2 separate regions of the Homo sapiens genome follow, and region 2 is linked to region 1. A link is a contact called in ENCODE Hi-C or POLR2A ChIA-PET data. All regions are on one chromosome and are shown on one strand. The core of a region is the stretch at or near the end of the contact, and the rest is flanking DNA. Distances in the headings are between cores, read along the strand shown. Region 1 holds the start of CASC18 (cancer susceptibility 18). Region 2 has its middle 45 kb from the start of CASC18.

Region 1 (5,629 bases), core at 2,236-4,735:
GGATCCACCTCCATGACACAAACACCTCTTACTAGGTTCCACCTCCAGTGTTGGGGATCAAATGTTGACATGAGATTTTGAAGGGACAGATATCCAAACTATATCACAGGGTAAAGAGAAACATGTACCATGAGAAAACAGTTCAATCCAGAATATTACAAAATGGTCTGAACTCTTCCAAAAGTCACTGTCAAAAAAAAAAATGGCGGGCCAAAAAAATATAACATCAAATGCAATGCATGAACCAAGACTGAATCTTGATTGAGAAAAAAATCACCTCTAAAAGACAGTCTTGTGACGGTTGGGGAAATTTGAATGCTCAATATCAGATGTTATTTTAAAGTTACCATTATTTTTCAGGGTGTGAAAATGATATAGAGGCGTGTTCTTATACTCAGGAGGTACCTGCTGACATATTTATGGGTGAAGTGTCATGATATCTGCAACTTATTTTCAAATATTTAGCAAAAAAACAATGTATAGATGGATGATAGATGAATGGATGTAGATGCAGCTCTAAAAATAGCATGAGAAATAAGGTAAATACGACAAAATGTTAACAGTTGTTTAATTTAGGCAGTGGGTATTTGGTGTTTATTTTGCCATTTTATCAACTTATCTGTATATTTAAAATTTTAATATATTCCTGAATTATGTATTTTAATAGGATTTTGTACTTAGCTTATTTAGAAGGTACAAATATGTTTTACTCTACTTTAAGAAAATAAACATTAGAAGTTCTAGAATATATATTATCGGTATAGGTTATGTTAGAAAGAGTACTGAAACTCCAATCAGAGAACTTAAAGTGGAAAAAAATTAAAAAACCCTTTGGCTCCACATTAGAGGTCTGGCTCATGAATATACATTTATATATTTCAGGTTAAAATAAAATACTTACTGTATACATACATCACCTTTTAATGATTCCCAGATTGAGCTACGTTTTTCCAATGAGCCAACCAGCTACTAGTGCCAGTTAACTCCAGATGAGAGGGATTCCTCTGTATACTTTGTGTATGGAAAGAATGTAGCATCCAGCTAATAACTGGTTCAGTGATTGTGATTGGAATAGCCATCTGTTAGTGTAGTTGGGTATTCCAAGAGATAACAGGATGAGTGAAGACTGTCCTGGCCTTCTAGGGAGCCTCATGCAATATGGTGGCGAGAAGCCCAGGTCTTGAAGCAGAGGGACATGTGGTTAATTCCTGGAGGTATAATCTTGGGAAAATCACTTAACCAACATGAGCCTCAGTTTTCTCATATGAAGGATGAGACCTACCTCGCAGAGTTTTGGTAGGGCTTAAATGTGACCATGACTCTATAGCAACTGTATAATGTGGGTGCACCAGCAACAATGAATTAATTGTTGGTGGTATCATGTATAGGAATGTCTAGTCAGAGGAAGAGAGTTCTAAGGCTGTAGTTGCTGCTGAAGACACATAGTAAATAGGGGTTCTGCTGTTTCAAAAAAAATTCTAAAAGGGAGAAATGGGCTAAATTTATCAAGCATGCTTAAAAACAACCTGACTCATAAATTGGCTAGACCAATTTTCTACAAAAGATTCCCAGGATCATAGGCATTGGTATCACCTGCTGCACTTTTTCAAGATGTAGACTCCTGAGCCAAGCCCTGTACCTACTGGGTCAGAAGCTCTCGACATGAGGCCTGAGAAGCTTTATTTTAACAGGTATGAAAGCCACTGAGTGTTGAGACTGTCTACCCTGTTCACTGCTGTATTCCCTGCACCTAGCAGAATGTCTGAGGAGCTCAGTAAATCCTGGGTGATTAAATGGACGAACAGATGAATCAATAACATGACTCTGACAAATAGGGCAGAGTAGGAGTTCTGATTTCTGCTCTTTCTTACATATGCCTTAGGCTGCAAGTTGCCTTCTCCTCTCTTCTTTTTCCTTTTAACGCTGTCCTTAGGGTCGTCATCACCTGATTTTACTGCAGAGACTTGGTGAGGCAGAAAAAGGTGAACCCCGGGCTTTTCCCTGCCTGAGAAGTCCCAACCTGTGAGCTAGATTTATATACAGCAGTGGATTGAGCAGTGCTTCTCAATCCTGGCTGCACTTTAGAATGACCTGAGGCTTGGCCCGCACCCTAGACAAATTAAATCAGAATAACTGGAATGGAGGTCCAGGTATTGAAATTTTTCAAAAGCTCCCAAGTGATTCTGTTTCATAGTGAAGTTGAGAACCACTGGCAAACCATAATATGGATACCTCTAAAAATCTTAGTGTTGAGTGCAAAAGGTGGTAAACGATTTATAGCACGTTACTACTTAAGGATATTAAACTTTAATATACACACAAAACCAAGTTCTGTGTTTTTTGGAGATAATCTAAGGACATATAAGAAATCCCAGGAAGGAAGACAGGAGAGGGAAATGGGAGGAAACAGGAGCGAGAATAGAGAATAAATGGGGAAATATAAAATAAAACAAGACAGCGAGATTACACAGACCTTAAAGACTAAAAAGCGTGGCTCCCAAACATCAAATCACCATAGTTAGTATGAACAGGGCAGTCATGTGTACTAGACACAGTGTAATTGGTTTACACACCTTATGTCTGTTAATCTTCATAACAACTCTGAGGTAGGTGTTACTATTTAGAGTCATTTTATAGAGGAGGAAACTAAGGCTTAACCAAGATCATACAACTAGTAAGTGACAGATTTGGGTATAAGCCCTGTCTACCTGGATGGAGTCCAGGCTCTGTTTGCTCCATTCATCACCTCTTTGAGTCCTCTCGAGCACCTGCTGGAAAGAAAATGTCCTCCTCCCCAAGCCCACGTCTCTGCTAGGCAGCTCAGGAACCACCAGCACATACTTCATCCCAGCCCTTGCCAAAGATGGGAATGAGAATGACCATCCAATGTTCTGTGCCCAATGCAGAAGAAAACCTACACATACAACCTTCCTGACCTGGAAACATCCAAAATCAGCCTCAGTTTCCTAATGAGCCTTTCCCTGCCTGAAAAGTCCCAACCCGTGAGCTAGATTTATATACAGCAGTGGATTGAGCAGTGCTTCCCAATCCTGGCTGAAGACGAGCAATGTTTGTTGGGTTCAAGGAATAGAAAAAAGCCTCGCATGGCTGGAATAGAAGAGGAAGATGGTGGGTGCTGCAGCAGAGAAGGCAGGGGCTCAGAGCTCTTCACTTCCCACCAGACATTCCTTTTCCCTTGGGGATGGACTGAGCATGTGGAAGATTTTCCATGCAACTTCATATCCACTGTTCACAACACCTGCCTCTGAGGACGTGATCTTCCTACCAATCTCAGGACCTTTCAAAATTAATTATAATAAAAATGTATTTATTGAGGCAGGCATAAATATTAGTCTCCATTTTCTTCAGAGAAAACAGAAGCATACAGCGGTAGCTTGAACAAAATTTCCCAACCAGAAAGGGATGAGGGAGGAGAGACCGGAAGTACAAGCTCCTCTTATCTGAGTTGCCGCCGTCTAGAGGTGAGCTGATTTTCTGACAGCCCCTTCTCCTCTCCTCACTGGATATCCAGTTTCCAGGTAGGTCCTTCCAGGTAGGCGCCCCCCTGACCTCAATGCGTGCTCCAGCTCTGGGGTGCATTCACAGGGGTAGGACATAGAAGGTAAACTCTGACCAGCTGCATGTGCAGCTACCTCTGCAGAAAAAATCAAGAGGCGCTGGAAGCCCTTCTCCCTTTGCTTAACAACATCTCCCCTGCTGCCCCACAGCAGTATCTGAAGTTCCCCTGTTGGCTTATGGAAATAAAGGCTTTTGTTAAAATATAAATCTGTAATCTGACGGGATGTGAAAAGATTAAGGGACGGGCTGCCCAAACTTTACTGTGCTTGACACTCAACTTATAAGTGTATTGGAAATGCAGATCTTAGGTTCTTATACCACAGATTCTGATTCAACAGGCACCAAATGGGGCCCAGGTAGCTGCAATTCCAACAAACACTTCAGGTGTTTCTGATGCTCGTGTTCTCTGAATCTCGTTTTGAGAAACACTGTGTGACTATGAACTCTTCAATTAGTTAATGAGACTTGGCCCAGAGGTCAATTTTGTCTATAATGAAGCAGAGAGGAGAAAGACACAGCTGCTCCCCCTCTGACTTGGTCTTTCTCTGTCCCGTTCAAAGCTGTGTTCATAGCTCAGGGCTTTAAGAGAGAGTGTTCAGAGCCCTAACTCAGAAGGACCGCCTGGAGACCTGCCAGGGTTTTGCCTAGACACACGTCACACCTTTACAGGGGTGGCGAAGGCTTGTGCTATCTCAAGACCTCACGCAGTACTTCTCAGTTTAATGGGCCCACTCAAGAGGTAAACGTGGAAAAAGAAAAGTTATATGCACACACACCCACACCCACACCCACACCCACACACACACACACACAGAGCAATAAAACAGGAGCAATTTATTCATAAGATTCTAAGTCATGAATTGTCTCTACTTACAAAATATTAGCCTATAAATTATGATTCTGCCAAGCTTCATTTTGAACAAACCCACAATCTCAGAAACATCAGCAGTTCAACTGCAGAGAGAGATGATGAGGTGGCTTGAGAAGAGTGACAGAAATGTCTCTGGATGGGATTCTGGACCTTCTGGGAGGAGGCTTCTTTGAAGGCCACCTGGCGATCGCGTGGTTTCTGATTCTCCCCGTAGTGATCGTGCCTTCCCAGGTACTGAATGGATCTCTTTGAGCTCTTTGCGTGGCCGATGTGTGAACTTTTGGCATGGCCAGTGTGTTCAGTGGGAGTGCTGGGGTTTACAATTGGAGGAAGGATACCGACTCCCTTTATGGCTGGAGCTTCTTGGGATTCCTAAGTGTCACCTTGGTCCACAAGTAGCTGTTAAAAATTAGAAAAAAGTCAGCTGTTTGTCTTCTCATTCTTCTACAGGGCTCCCAGAGATTAAGACAGCCGAGCCTTCCTCTCCCTGAAGGGCCCATCTCTTTCTGAAATTTAAATAATTTGGGCATTTAAAAAAATGTACAATTAAATTATTATTGACTACAGTCCTCGTTTTGTGCTATCAAATACTAGGCGTTATTCATCCGGAAAAGTGATACTTTGAATTGTGGTGATACAGTGTTTCAACAGATCCTTATATCCTTCCAAAGTCTTGAATGCTATTACAACAGGGCGTCACATGAGGGCGCTCTAGAGAATCCGCAAGAGCAAATTCCGTAGTAAATGGGGAGGAGGGAGTTGTTATTAATAGATTTTACTTTTTAGTTTGAGTTTCCTTAGTCTAGAAGGACTCACAGAATTCCCAACTGTGCTTGCATGCCTGCTGTGCCCAGCGTGTGAGTGTGAGTGTATGTGTGTGTGTATGTGTGTGTGTGATGCACGCATGGAGGGGTTAGGGAGGATGCAGGAATAGAAGTTGATGAGGGACAAAGGGGAGGGAAAATTAAAATGATGAGCTTCAGAAGTCACCTTCTTTACAATTTGAGAGGCAATGTTCTGCTCCTATCTCTTGAAATGTCCTCTATCTCTTCCTTTCAAGGGAAAAAACACCAGTTCCCACCCAAGAGTTCTCCAGGACAAGGGAGGCCCTGGAGAAATGCAGTCAGAGGCAAATGGGAACAGATAGCTGCTTGTCAGCGCAGGTGCATCTCTTCCAGT
Region 2 (5,629 bases), core at 2,336-4,835, 44 kb before region 1:
CCAGTTTTTGGATATTACAAATTGTATTAGTCTGTTCTCACACTGCTATAAAGAACTATCTGAGACTGGGTAATTTATGAAGAAAAGGAGTTTAATTGACTCACAGTTACACAGATTGTATGGGAAGCATGGTTGGGAGGCCTCAGGAAACTTACAATCATGGCAGAAGGCAAAGGAGAAGCAAACACATCTTACCATGGTGGAGCAGGAGACAGAGATTATGAAGAAGAGTGTGATACACACTTTCAAAACAACCAGATCTTATGAGAACTCTATTACAAGAACAGCAAGGGCGAAGTCTGCCCTTATGATTCAATCACCTCCCACCAGGTTCCTCACCAACACTAGGGATTACAATTCAACATGTGATTTGGGTGGGGACACAGAACCAAACCATATCACAAATAAAGCTGTTATGAACATTTGTATACAAGACATTTCATAGACATATATTTGTATTTCTCTTGGATTAATCCGTCTTGGCAAACACGGTGAAATCCCGTCTCTACTAAAAATACAAAAAATTAGCTGGGTGTGGTGGCGGGCGCCTGTAGTCCCAGCTACTCGGGAGGCTGAGGCAGGAGAATGGTGTGAACCTGGGAGGCAGAGCTTGCAGTGAGCTGAGATCATGCCACTGCACCCCAGCCTTGGAGACAGAGCGAGACTCCGTCTCAAAATATATATATATATATATATATATGTGTGTGTGTGTGTGTGTGTGTGTGTGTGTCTATATACATAAGCAAAATTGTATGGTAAGTGTGTGCTTAATATTTAAGAAATTGCCAAGCTGTTTTCTAAAGTGGCTTAAAATGCACTAACATGTCATTTCTTTGCTCATGCTGCATGTTTATTATGGCTTGAAGGGAGGCTCTGCCCAAGGACCTAGCTAATAGAGCAACTACCATTTTAAACATTCCTAGTTGCCATGACAGAGTTCTGCCTTTTCCAGAATGTCATAGAGTTGGACTCGTACAGCATGTAGACTTTCCAGATTGGCTTCTTTCAGTTAGTAATATACATCTAAATTTTATCCATGTCTTTTCATGGCTTGATAGCTCATTTCTTTTCAGTGTTGAATAACATTCCATTGTCTGGATGGATGACAGTTTATCCATTCACCCACTGAAGACATCTTGGTTGCTTCTGGGTTTTGACAATTATGAATAAAGCAAATATAAACATACCTGTGCATGTTTTTGTGTGGACATAATTTTTTTATTCATTTAGGTAAATATCAAAGAGATAATTTCTGGGTTGTATAGTGAGAGTGTAGTTAGTTTTGGAAGAAACTGATATGGTTAGGCTTTGTGTCCCCACCCCAATCTCATCTTGAATTGTAATCCCCATAATCCCCATGTGTCAAGGGAGAGACCAGGTGGAGGTAATTAAATCATGGGGCAGTTTTCCCCATGCTGTTCTCATGATAGTGAGTGAGTTCTCACGAGATCTGATGGTTTTATAAGGGGCTCTTCCCCCTTGGCTCAGCACTTCTCCTTCCTGCTGCCTTGTGAAGAAGGTGCCTTGCTTTCCCTTCACCTTCCGCCATGATTGTAAGTTTCCTGTGGCCTCCCAAGCCATGCAGAGCTGTTATACCTCTTTCCTTAATTAAACCTCTTTCCTTCATAAATTACCCAGTCTCAGGCAGTTTTTATGGCAGTGTGAGAACAGACTAATACACTGCCTAACTGTTTTCCAAAGTAGCTATACCATTTTGCATTTTCACCAGCAATGAATTAGAGTTTCTCCTGCTCCATGTGCATGTAACTCGGTGTCTTCATCTGTAAAACGAAGATAGGCATAGCTGCCCCTCCTTTCAAGGATGAAATGAATTAGTATGTGGCAAATGGTGCTCTGGCAGTACAGGCTAGTGCTGCTTTTGCTATCCCCATATGACAGGTGAGGAAATTAAAGGTTGAGGATCTATTTTGAGGATCGTAAGGTAGGGATGGGTCAGTTTGAGGTAAAAGGGTAAGGACTGAAGGAATATTTGATTTGGATGAGCAGAAGCAATGGAGAGATCTCCAAATTGCTAGACAAGGATAAGATGGCAGAAAATAGCCTGGGGGAACTCAGTAGTAAAAGGTAAGTGTAGTGAGGATGGAGTTCCAAAAATAATTTTTTGTCTATTTTTTTTTTCCTGTGGAGGCATCCATGCAGCTTGCTTTTTGCTGATAATCGTGAAGCGTGTTATCTCCTGGGGAGATAAATGGGGAATGGAGTCCCCCAAGCACAAATGTTCGGTCACAGTCTATTTTAGTTAAGGTTAGAACTGCAACCTGGTGAAAATCCAAGATTGGTTTGTGGAAAAAAGTTTCTTTTTTGCTTTCCTTTAAGAGCTAATTTCTATAAACAAAGTTTTCCAGGCAGGAAGAGGAAACTGAGTTCCAGTAAAAACAAGCCACTTGAGGAGAGCCAGGAAGGAAGCCTTGTGGGTGTTTGGGGCTACTAGCTTTTGTTCTGGATGGTCTTTTAGTCCACCGAGTGTGGCCAGAGAATTTAATTTTAACTTTGGAATGAAGCTGAGAAGGATCCTGTGGGCTTCTAGAGCCTTCACATTGGTGCCTTCTGATGGAGAGGGCATCCTGTTGTGCCTGAAGCCTCCACGTGTTTGCTATTCATGCCACCTGAGGAATTGCAAGCCCTTTTTAGTATCTGGCTTTCGTATAATGTTCCATTTCTTTTTAAAGTATTTGGTGATTGTTGTCTCCAAGGATCCATCACAACCATGCTGAGGTAGGCAGGCCAAGAGTCCTTATTCCCACTTCACAGATGAGAAAACAGTTTCTCAGAGAATACATTTCCTGCCTAAGGTCACACGACTGACAAGTGGTAGTGTTAAAGTTGAACTCGGAGCTTAATATTACACCCCACTGGATGTGGAGGTGTGGGTTTGTGGGGTTGGAGGAGTGCAGCTGTAAGGAGTGAGGATAGACTATAAAAGATTTGAAAACAGAGGCTCATATTTTCTGCACCGTTGAATCCCTGCTGCCTGGCCTGTGCCTGGCTTACACAGGAGGTCTCAGATATTTGTTAAAATTGATTAAAAGGAAACCACCAGGAGTCAGGATTGGCTTCAGACCAGGGAAGGACTGAGCCTTTATGTAGCAGGAACAGTAGTCCCCACTGGGGAGAAAGGGTAGGGGAATTACTTGGGGAGTCTGATGCACAGTAAGTAAGATTTTAATAAAAGACTGCCCAAGAAATGTGCTTTTAAACTGTATGGTGCAATGGCAACAAAATATATTTGCTTTCATTTATTTCAGTCATAGAGGAAGTAACACAGACACCTTTCTGTGCCTCCACGTTGCCTCAACATGTTGCCAAACAGCAGGCCTTCAGAGCCCAGCCCTTTTGTGTCTGTAATACCTGCCCCATCCTGTGTTCCCTCCTGCCTGATACCCTGTTTGCTCCAGGGACATGGTCATCTTCCTCCCCCACATGAAGCTTGTTGGAGCTAGTGGCTCCCCCATCATTGTGGTAGGGAGGCAAGAGGACTTTGCAGTCAAGTAGCCTTGGGGCTGTAGTGTCTCTTGACAAAGATCAAGGTTTTCCACATCCATCCCAGGCTTGACAGCAGCTCTCCCCTCCTTTGCCCTCTGCCATGGCCCAAACCACAGGCCCAGGTGTGCAGTCTGGATGAATCATATTTGGCTCCTTGAAGAACAAGTAGGGAAAACAGTCTGCTCTCAGGATGCTGAGAAAGAGAGACCTGAAAGCCCTTATTAGGTGTGGCCTCCCAGGCAGTATCTAAGGGCTGTGAAAGAGGACGCTTTGTTCTTCTTCCCCCTCCACCCCAGCCTCTGGCAGACTGGTCTCTGCTCTTTGACATGAAGGGATGCCAGATTCTCAGCTGCCTTGTGCAGCTGCCAGACCTTCACTAAAGAATATAGCTGCTGTTTCTGCAAGTGCAAGTGGTTTAGATTGCTGAGAAGACTCCTTTTGGTTTTGAATATTTAGCCTGGCTTGGGGAGATCCTAACCTAGTGAGTGTGTCTGTTATGCCGAATAAATACAAATAAATAATGACAGTAATAATAATGGTAATAGCAACACAGCAGTGAGCTTTAATTGAACAATTACTAAGTGCCAGACACTATTTTAATTGCTTGCATTCATTATTTTGCTGAGTCCTCACAACAAGGTAAGGTAGGTATGACAATTGCATTTTAAGATGAAAAACTTGAGACTCAGAGTTTACATAATTTTCCCAGGGATAAAGTATGTGTCTTAGTCCATTTGGTGTTGCTATAACAGAATACCACAGACTGGATAATTTGTAAAGACCAGAAACTTATTCTCTCACAGTTCTGGAGGCTGAGAAGTCCATGATCAAGTCCCCTGCATTTAATGGGGACTTTCTTGCTGTGTCATCTCATGGTGGAAGATAGAAGGGTCAAAAAGGGGTGAACTCTGTGTCCTCACATGGCAGAAGAGCAAGGGAGAGAGAACCCCACTGTCGCAAGCCCTTTTTATGGCAGCATTAATCCATTCATGTGGTTGGAGCCCCCATGACCTAAACAGCTCTGCAAAAGCCTCACCTTTATATACTGTTGCACTGGGGATTAAGTTTCCAACACATGAAATTTGGGAACACATTCAGACCATACCAGCTTGTGATAGCAAGTACATGATGAAAACTGGGTTCCATTGCAGGCCATTCTGACCCCAAGTTCAGCCTTGTAACCACTATGCCCGATGACTTCTTTCATGTGCTGAGCTGGGGGTGACTTCATTCGTGTATGTGGATATTACATGATGGCCTTTGCTGCTGTGTTTCTTCCCCTAGATGGAATTCAGTGAAGCAGCTTTGCGGGAGAATGTACACTCCTCCACCACCCCTCCCACAGACCTGCCTGCAAGGTCTATGAACCTTCATCCATGTGCTTTGGGAGCCTCTCACCTCACCTCCTGCTGTCATTATACCCCCTAGTCCCTTCTGTCCTCACTGACCTCCTCATTCTTCCTCAAACACATCAAGCATTCTCCTGTCTTAGGCACTTAGTGCTTCCTGTTCTTTCATTCTGGAATGTTCTTCACCCCACTGACTGCTGAGTTCACTCCCTCACTTCACTCAGATCTGCTAAATGCCACCTTAGCTGAAAGGCTGTAAGTCTCTAATCATTGGGTATAAAAAAGCATCCTCTCCTCTGATTCCCCATTTCACTTATCTGGGGCTCTATCCCTTTCCACTGCTTCATTCCCATTCAGCGCTCACATCACCACCTGTCATAATATACAAGCAGATGCTTGGTCAGTGTTGTTTTCTGCTATGTCTTTGCATTTAGAACAGTGCATGGCCCACACAGCATGCTCAGTAAATAGTTGCTGAATACTGTATTCGTGAATGAAATGGCCCAGGCACACCATTCCAGATGATGAGGCCAATTTCACATTATAACCTCAGGTAAATATTGACATATCAAGGTAGAAGCTGATGAAATCCAGCAGTTTCTATTAAATATAGTGGCCAAAAATAACACAAAAATTTAAAATAAAAATATGAAAAATGCTTATATTATTCTCATAGACAGGTTATGTGCTTGTAATCATTACATTAAAAGTTAGAGTTTGGGATTTGATCCCACTTAGGAAGAGTTGTTTTATTATTAGCCATATGAATGGGCATT

The links. A loop is a pair of places that touch in the nucleus more often than their neighbours do. ChIA-PET counts read pairs that join two places held with the same protein, here RNA polymerase II (POLR2A). Pooled maps may share reads with other maps.
Region 2: a map of mammary epithelial cell shows a loop between it and region 1 (21-fold over the local background). The contact joins the enhancer-like site here to the promoter of CASC18 in region 1. A Hi-C loop is called at or near these places in 1 of 168 maps with a recorded cell type or tissue (mammary epithelial cell) and 1 of 50 pooled maps. POLR2A ChIA-PET finds 5 or more read pairs at or near these places in 1 of 52 experiments (activated T-cell).

What each region holds. Positions count from the first base shown.
Region 1 is chr12:105,700,718-105,706,346 of GRCh38, forward strand. CASC18 (cancer susceptibility 18) reads left to right here and starts at 3,486. Exons shown (of 5, transcript NR_110109.1): 1 at 3,486-3,539. LOC105369959 (a long non-coding RNA gene) reads right to left here. Exons shown (of 3, transcript XR_945309.3): 3 at 4,399-4,849.
Region 2 is chr12:105,656,131-105,661,759 of GRCh38, forward strand. No RefSeq gene overlaps it. Among named protein-coding and RNA genes, the nearest start is that of CASC18, 45 kb to the right of the region's middle. Within about 2 kb of position 3,586, at least 5 of the 41 ENCODE cell types and tissues checked have a DNase peak (open chromatin) inside an H3K27ac peak, as active enhancers do; they include mammary epithelial cell, where a contact is called at or near this core.